2 separate regions of the Homo sapiens genome follow, and region 2 is linked to region 1. Evidence: chromatin contacts called from ENCODE Hi-C data. All regions are on one chromosome and are shown on one strand. The core of a region is the stretch at or near the end of the contact, and the rest is flanking DNA. Distances in the headings are between cores, read along the strand shown. Region 1 has its middle 3.4 kb from the start of GRPR. Region 2 overlaps CA5B (carbonic anhydrase 5B).

Region 1 (4,083 bases), core at 400-2,899:
TTTTCTCCCCCAAATTTATATCCCTAGTCAAGTCATGAAAATATACCAGGCAAACCCCAATGAAGGGACATTCTACAAAATACCTGACCAATATTCTTCAAAAATATCAAGGTCAGGAAAAACAGGAAAGTCTGAGAAACTGTCGCAGCTAGGAGGAGCTAAGGAATCATGTTGATTACATGCAATATAGTATCTTGGATTGGACCCTGGAACAGAAAATGACAGTAATGGAAAGACTGGTGAAGTTTGAATAAAATATGTAGTTTAGATAATAGTGTTATATCAATGCTAATTTCTTCATTTTGTAACATTTTAATAATAGAGGAAGCTACGTGAGGGGCATACAGGAACTCTTTGTACCGTCTTTGTGACTTTTCCATAAACTGAAAGACATTTCAAAATCTAACATTTAAAGAGGAATCCATGCCAGCAACATGTTTTCTTTTCAGACATCTGTTATTAGAGATGGAAATAATATAGGAATGTATTTCAGGGAGTCTAGGACTGTGCTGATCGAACCCTCTCAGGGGAGAGGAAGAAAAGGCTAGAAACAGATGGCTGAGGGTAGAGAAACAGTACCACTCTCATTTGCCTTCCATGCTCCTGGTGGTGCTAATGCATCAAGTTGTCCTGGGGCATAGGCAAGGGGAAAATGTTCCTGTACTTTATGAATGGAGAATCCATAGCACAGAACAGTTCAGTAACAAATAATGTTCATTGAATTTATTTTACTTGTCCAAGTTCACTGAGCAGATGCAGAAATGAAATATAAACGGTCTAATTTCCAGGTATATGGTGGCTGAGCAAGAAAGTTCAGTTCATTTACAATATTTTAAAAATACATATTTTGATCCAGATAAGAAACTTTGGTGTTGCAGAATGACAAATGAATTTCAGTGTGCACAACCTTTCTAGATTTGACCATACTTTCCTTCCCTCACACCCTGTATGACCACTCCAGGTTTAACTCAGGTTTATAGCACTTGCCTTTTCTGGTCTTCCTCTTCTGTTTTCTTTTGTCTTTGGGGTGGTTTTCTTTTCTTCCTCTTCTCCATCCATTCTACTTACCAGGTGTTACCTGTGGGTGCATAACAAATTACCATAAAACAATGGGTTAAAACAACAAACATTTATTAACTCATGGTCTCTGTGGATCAGGAATTTAACAGTGGCTTGGCTGGGTGATTCTGGCTCAGGGTCTTTCATGAAGCTGCAGTCAGAGAGTCAGCTGGGGCTGCAGTTATGTGAAGGCTTGACTGGGGATGGATGATCCATTTCCAAAATGACTGACTCACATAGCTCTGGACAGGAGGTTTCAGTTCCTCCCCATGTGGATCTGTCCATAAGGTCACTTGAGTATCCTCATGACATGGCTGCTGATTTCCTTCAGAGCAAGTGATCCAAGGAGAGAGTGCAAAGAGGAAGCTGCAATGTCCCTTATCATCTAGTCTTGGAAGTTACACACTATTCCTGCTGTGTCATTCTATTTGTTAGAAGCAAGTCACTAAGTAAAGCTCACACTTAAGGGGTGGAGGTGGGGGTTAAATTAATCTACATCTCTTGAAGCAAAGAGTACTGAGAACTGGCGAATATATTTTAACCACCACACCAGGTGTTCTCCTAGCCTCAGATGTGTCTGAGAATTTCGTCTTCCTCTTTAGGCTTTCTCTTGGCATCTACATTTACTTCTGCAGTTTCATGTGACTCAAAATGAAACCCAATTCATTTTTTCCTTCCAGAAGACTCCTCTCATCTTTCTTCTAAGTTTTTAAGCCCCATAAAAAGTCACAGAATGTTGAGAAAAGAAAAGGGAACTTGAAACGATCCCAGCATTACAGGATCTGGATAGAGTCATCTGCCTCTTTTGTTCCTGCTGCAGTACTAAAATTTGACATCTCTGATTCTTCTCAAGCAAGAGTTGCTGCAGTCTTTTGAGCAGCTTCTCCGTGGTGCTGTCACAAATCTAATATTGAAATCACGCTTAGTCTTCACTGACTTTTACCACATAATCTTCTTCTCAAAGCCTAACTTCACTTGATTCTCTGTGATTCTTTTACTGTACATTTAAACTATTTGGCATTCAGGGTTCTAGTTCTCAACCAGTCCTCTTAATTATTTACTTCTATGCTTTCAGACTTCACCTCTCATTTTCCATTGGCTTTCTTACATTCCCTTGTTCATCTAGCAAACTCAATATGCCTGAAGCCAAATTCAGCCTTTCCCTCCAGAAGCTTCCCTTTTGACCTTGCTCATAGCCAGTGGGAAGAGGCTTTGTCTCCACACTCTGTGGTCCCATTGAATCTACCTGTTCTCCTAAATTCTATCAAGTCACTGTTGCCCACCTCATGTTAGAGCCCCACAGAAAATCCAGTCTTTTGGAAAGATGAAAAAGGTGACTCTATTGACTGAAATAGAAACAGAAGTGACAACCCTGTCCCAACACATAAGAAAAGATGCTGAGTCATACTCCAATTCTATTCAGAAATTGGACTCCCTGGGGACAGAGATTTTATATTACATTTGTTCCATGTCATGTTCACATGTCAGAGGCATCTCATGTTCACCAGTAAATAAAAAGCTAAGCAAATGTCTGAATACGTTTGGTGTTTGGTGTTCCGGCTCTGCCGGAAGGTGACACATAATGGTAGGGATGGAAAGAGTCATTATAGTTAATTAGTTGAAATGACATAGAAATTATGGAATTAGCTTTTTTTTTTTTTTTTTTTTTTTTGAGAGGGAGTCTTGCTCTGTCGCACAGGCTGGAGTGCAGTGGCACGATCTCGGCTCACTGCAAGCTCTGCCTCCTGGGTTCACGCCATTCTCCTGCCTCAGCCTCCCAAGTAGCTGGGACTACAGGTGCCCATCACCACGCTTGGTTAATTTTTTGTATTTTTAGTACAGACGGGGTTTCACTGTGTTAGCCAGGATGGTCTCGATCTCCTGACCTCATGATCCACCCGCCTCGGCCTCCCAAAGTGCTGGGATTACATGCGTGAGCCACCGCACCTGGCCCGAATTAGCTTTTTAAAGCATCCTTGATCCCCGAAAATATTAGATGTCAAACCTCAACGCACCTTTACTCCTAAAATACCATTAGAAGAATCTATAGTGCTGTGGAACACATAATGCTAACACCAGCTATGAGAAATCAATATCTATCAGCATCCCCTTAACTTACATTGGAAGAAACACTAACCACCCAATTAGATTTAAGTAGTGAGGCTGACTCAGCACACAGGGGTGTCTAAAGAAATAAAGGGAAACAACATCCAGAAGTTCTCTTTGTGAACCAAAAATATGCCTTTTAGACCAAACTTCTTAGCAAGAATACAAGATCCATCACAATCTCACCCAAACCTGCTTCTAGCTGCATTTCACGCTGTTCTTTTTCCACCCCTGTCTTCCAATCTGGGTGACCCTCTGGATTTATAGATGTCCCTCTGCTCAATGTCATGCTCTTTCCTTTATGCCTTGATCCTAGGCACATATGATTTTCTTCATTCAAAAGACCTTGTCAACACTTAACCTTTAAAGATATCGTCTTTTCTGGAGAAAAGGTAGTTGCTTCACTCCAGAGAGGGGTTGGGGTCTAAAGAGCTGTGAGAGTACACATCTTCATGCTATTTTTCTCAGCCTCTTGCTCAGTGCCTGGCAACTGGTAGATGTTTGATAAATTTTTTTCAAGTAAATAAAGGAGTTGCTAATTCACTCGTATGAGTGCTTGCCTATTGATCTGAGGTCAATCACTCTTCTGAACTCATTGGGCTTTTCCAAAGTAAGCCTTTCCCCCTCAATCTAATAATGATAATAATAATAAGTGCTAATATTAATTGAGCACTTACTATGTGCCAAATACTATGCAATCTTAACATGAATCATTTCATCTAACTTCATAAGTTCTCCTCACCCTGCAGATGAGGAACCTGAAGCTTAAGACACTAAGTAACTTGCCATAATTATAAATGAGGGAGCCAGGATTGAAGCAGAGCCTGTGTACTGTATCATTAAGCTATATTGCTGGCAACTAATCAACACCACTGGGCTCATGGCTATTGGCTGGTTACTGGTGCTACTGATCTCTGC
Region 2 (4,083 bases), core at 1,055-3,554, 370 kb before region 1:
CAGGAGTTTGAGACCAGCCCAGGTAATATAGTGAGAACCCCCCCCCCCGCCCCCGCCAACCCCCATCTCTAAAAAAAATAAAGTTAGCCAGGGATGGTCGGGCACAGTGGCTCACACCTGTAATCCCAGCACTTTGGGAGGCTTGAGGTGGGAGGATCACTTGAGATCAGGGATTCAAGAACAGCCTGGCCAACATGGTAAAACCCTATCTCTATGAAAAATACAAAAAAGAGCCTCTGCACAGGTCGGAGGGAAAGAAAGGAGTTGGAAGATCTGAAGCCCACGTAGCTGGTGGGCAGGCAGGAGTGCAAATGGATGTGAGGCCGAGATCTTAGCAGGCCCAGAGCACATGGCCTTGCAGCCACACCACAGTCATGGTTGCACAAAGGATGTCCTGAACATCTGTTTGAATGTGTCTCAAGTACTCAGACTAAACACTTCTAAATCTGTAGTGGAATGAATGTGTAACCAAGAAGAATTGATTTTTTTTTTTTCAAAATTTCAGAATGGAATAGGGATAGTTTTCAGGGAAAATGGATGAAGCAGTATTGTGGTGGGGAAAGTGTTCAAAGTTAATATTACCATAACTTCAGAACACCATAGTGAATACCTTGGAAAGCATCATCTTCATCTTCTGAGACTTTGACTGTGACCATGTGAAAGGTAGAGAGAGAATTCAGGATTAACTTTGTCTGTTTTCCCATGTTCAAGGGCCATTGTGTTACACCTAAAATTGGCAAAGAGTCATAGATTATATTTAAGCTCAGATTTCAAAACTGTCCATGACTATTTTGGCAGGATGTATCTTGGGTTTTTTGTTTTGTTTTTGTTTTTGTTTTTTTGTTGTTGTTGTTTTGTATGCAATCTAGATGCAGATGTTTGTTTTTAGTCAGCCTGGAGGGAGCTTTAATGTTGGGGTTCTTCGTACATGTAAATACCATGCTGGATAATTAATTGGGATTTCCTGGAGCAATTTTTTTTTTTTTAAGAAACTGTACTGTAAACAGTTTTTCATTCTTGTGGATAAAGAGAAGCTTTTCTCTGGATTTCTAATATTCGCCAACCCTGAGGGAAAGGCAAAGCATGTGAGTCAGTCCTCAGGACCCTCCCTGCCCTCCACTGAGGGGACCAATGAGTTTGAGGAACAAGAGTGGATAAACCGTTGACTCTCATCTGCCCTCCCTCCCTCCACCTCAGGGTGTGTACTGCTAGTCTGAATATTGTCCTGCTTAGAGGTTTCTCCATCATCTTAAGTTTCTGTTGTTTACAGCTTTCCCTCCTCTGCCCTCATCCCTCTAGATTATTAAGTTCCTGCAACTTAACTGGGAACTGATCAAGATTTCAAGCTAAAGATGGTGGTGATGAACAGCCTGAGGGTCATTCTTCAAGCCTCTCCAGGCAAATTGCTGTGGAGAAAGTTCCAGATTCCGAGATTCATGCCAGCGAGGCCCTGCAGCCTCTATACTTGTACTTACAAAACCCGGAACCGAGCCTGTGAGTACACCACTTCCTTAAAGAGAACAAAAAGGGCTCCAGCCTGAGTGACAGAGTGAAATCTCATCTCTTAGAAAAAAAGAGAAAAGAAAAGAGGGAGCAAGTGTGCAAGAGCAAAAATACTCATCTTTATAATAATCACACATGTTAAACATTTGTAGCTATGCTGTCTTTGGCTTTCCAGTGTAGGATTATATGCCTTATGAACTGTGAGAATAACTGTTTCTCTGTTGATTCATGAAAGTAAATGTAGAATGTTCTTTCTTGACTAATTTTAGCATGTTAAAATGATGTCATGCAGAAACTGGACAAGAGACAGATCCCGGTTTTTAATATTTTGGAACCTGTTGTTTATTATTTCTTGGTAGCAATTGTCTTTTTTTTTTTCTTTTAAACAAAGGTTGATCCACAAACCACAAATTATTTCTGGGAACCTTAAGTTTCTGGAAGTTGCATGTAAATGTTTGTAAACAGTTTACTAGCTTCAACGTTCTGGAATATTCTGTCCTGAGTTAGGAATTACTGAATTAATTCTAGCTGATCAGTTTGCAAGTGTGTGCTCTGCTGTAAGGATGGAAGATTGAGTGAGGCAGGAAATGGTCTTCCTCACACCTCTCTCATCTCGTTCCCCTCCTGGAAATACAAGGCATTGCCCATGTCCGGATGTGGCAGGGATTCTCCACTGCGGCATGATGGACATTGAGGATGGATCATTGTGTGTTGTAGGGGGTTGTCCTGTGCCCTGGAGGGTCTTTAGCAGCATTCCTGGCCTCTGCCTACTAGTTGCTAGTAGCACCCTCATGAAGCTATAACAACCAAAACTGTCTGCAGACATTGCCAAACATGCTCTGCGTGACTGCCCTAGAGAGGGCAGTTGAGAGAATGGGAAAGGATAATGTGTGTATTTGTGAACAGATAACTTTGAGTTAATGAAGAGATGAAATGGCTAAGTATTATCATTAAGGAGGAATTTTTCATGTTTTCCATTATTTAAAAAACATTGGCACAGAGTTTTCAAATGTTGGACTGCACTGAGGTCTAGGTTTCTCCCCTTTAGTGTTTATTTTCTTTGACCCCATATGCACATAATAAAAAGACTGAGTAAGAATGGAATGCTTGTAAATTAGTAATGCTAATCTAGCTACATCCAAGGGCTTGAAACTGCTCTACAAATATATTTTCACTGTAAGTTTATTTTGTTTCCTTCAACATTGACTGTGTTCTTTTTCAAATAAACGGACCAGAGGCATAATAAATTTCTGGTTGCTAGGTGTGGTTTCCTACAAACATGCCACATCCTACTGAGACTGGCTTATTCTGAACACTGGCACTTTGTGGTCTATGGTTTATATTGGAAAGTATTAATAGTTTTGCTTTTTTTTTTTTTGACAGTTGAAATTAAACATCCAAATCCGGTATACGTATGTAGTTAGGATAGTTTGCTGCTTTTAGTGCTGACAAAAAAAAACAAACAGTAGTGGCTTCGGGAGGGGCAGTTTTACTTAGTGAATTTCCCACAACAGATGACATGTTCTTGTTTCTAAGTTACTAGGAAAAACAGGGGACAGTCACCATTTGATTTTGTTTGTAGCATATTATACTGTTCCAACCTGTTTGCCCCAAGAATAATATTGTGGTCTTTGCTGCTCTGGGCCTTCGAGCCGGTCCTGTTTCTATGTTCTGGACCCTCGTCTGCTCAATTGTAAAGACAATTCTCATTGTTTCTGACAGCTCAATACCCCAACAGAAGGCCAATGTACACTTGTGACCAAGAATGACCCCAGATTCTTGAGGGTTTGAAAAGATAACGTGTTAATGAAAAAAGCCAAATTCTAAAATATTTGAAGAGGTTCATTCTGAGCCAAATATGAGTGACTGTGGCCCATGATACAGCCTCAAGAGGTCCTGAGAACACATGCCCAAGGTGGTTGGGTTACAGCATGGTTTAGGGAGACAGAAGTTACACGCAAGACATAAATCAATACATGTAAGGTATACATTGTGAGGACGAAACTCTGATTTTTTTTTTATCTTGCCCAAATTCCTATCTAAGGGGTCTGGGGAGTCATGCCCCACAAATCATAAATTCTCACCAGATGGGTTTTATTCAACCCTATATATCGTGATTTACTTTCCAAGCTGACTTTGGCATAACATTACAAGACAAAGAAGAAAATCAAAATATTTTACCCCAAAACATGTTTCTTTGCCATGTTTTGAAATAGCCCTGCAAAGCTGTTCTGCATGGGGGAAAATTTGTATCTGTAAAGAATCTCTGGGCCAGGCGCGATGGCTTACGCCTGTAATCTCAGCACTTTGCGAGGCCGAGGCGGGCGGATCACAAGGTCAGGAGATCAAGACTATCCTGGCTAACACGGTGAAACCCCGTCTCTACTAAAAATACAGAAAATTAGCCAGGCGTGGTGGTGGGCGCCTGCAGTCCCAGCTACTAAGGATGCTGAGGCATGAGAATGGCGTGAACCCGGGAGGCGGAGCTTGCAGTGAGCCGAGATCGCGCCACTGCACTCCAGCCTGGGCGACAGAGCGAGACTCTGTCTCAAAAAAAAAAAAAATCTCTGTTAACATAGC

What was found. A loop is a pair of places that touch in the nucleus more often than their neighbours do. Pooled maps may share reads with other maps.
Region 2: a pooled map shows a loop between it and region 1 (2.7-fold over the local background). The contact joins two enhancer-like sites. A Hi-C loop is called at or near these places in 3 of 168 maps with a recorded cell type or tissue (CD4-positive, alpha-beta memory T cell and naive thymus-derived CD4-positive, alpha-beta T cell), 9 of 37 single-sample maps with no recorded cell type and 17 of 50 pooled maps.

Annotation. Positions count from the first base shown.
Region 1 is chrX:16,118,167-16,122,249 of GRCh38, forward strand. No RefSeq gene overlaps it. Among named protein-coding and RNA genes, the nearest start is that of GRPR, 3.4 kb to the right of the region's middle. RefSeq lists an enhancer at 1,643-1,782. Within about 2 kb of position 1,650, at least 3 of the 41 ENCODE cell types and tissues checked have a DNase peak (open chromatin) inside an H3K27ac peak, as active enhancers do.
Region 2 is chrX:15,748,672-15,752,754 of GRCh38, forward strand. It overlaps CA5B (carbonic anhydrase 5B), which reads left to right. Exons shown (of 8, transcript NM_007220.4): 2 at 1,300-1,494. The coding sequence starts at 1,353. CA5BP1-CA5B (CA5BP1-CA5B readthrough) reads left to right here. Exons shown (of 12, transcript NR_160544.1): 5 at 1,300-1,494. Among named protein-coding and RNA genes, the nearest start is that of CA5B, 12 kb to the left of the region's middle. Within about 2 kb of position 2,305, at least 20 of the 41 ENCODE cell types and tissues checked have a DNase peak (open chromatin) inside an H3K27ac peak, as active enhancers do.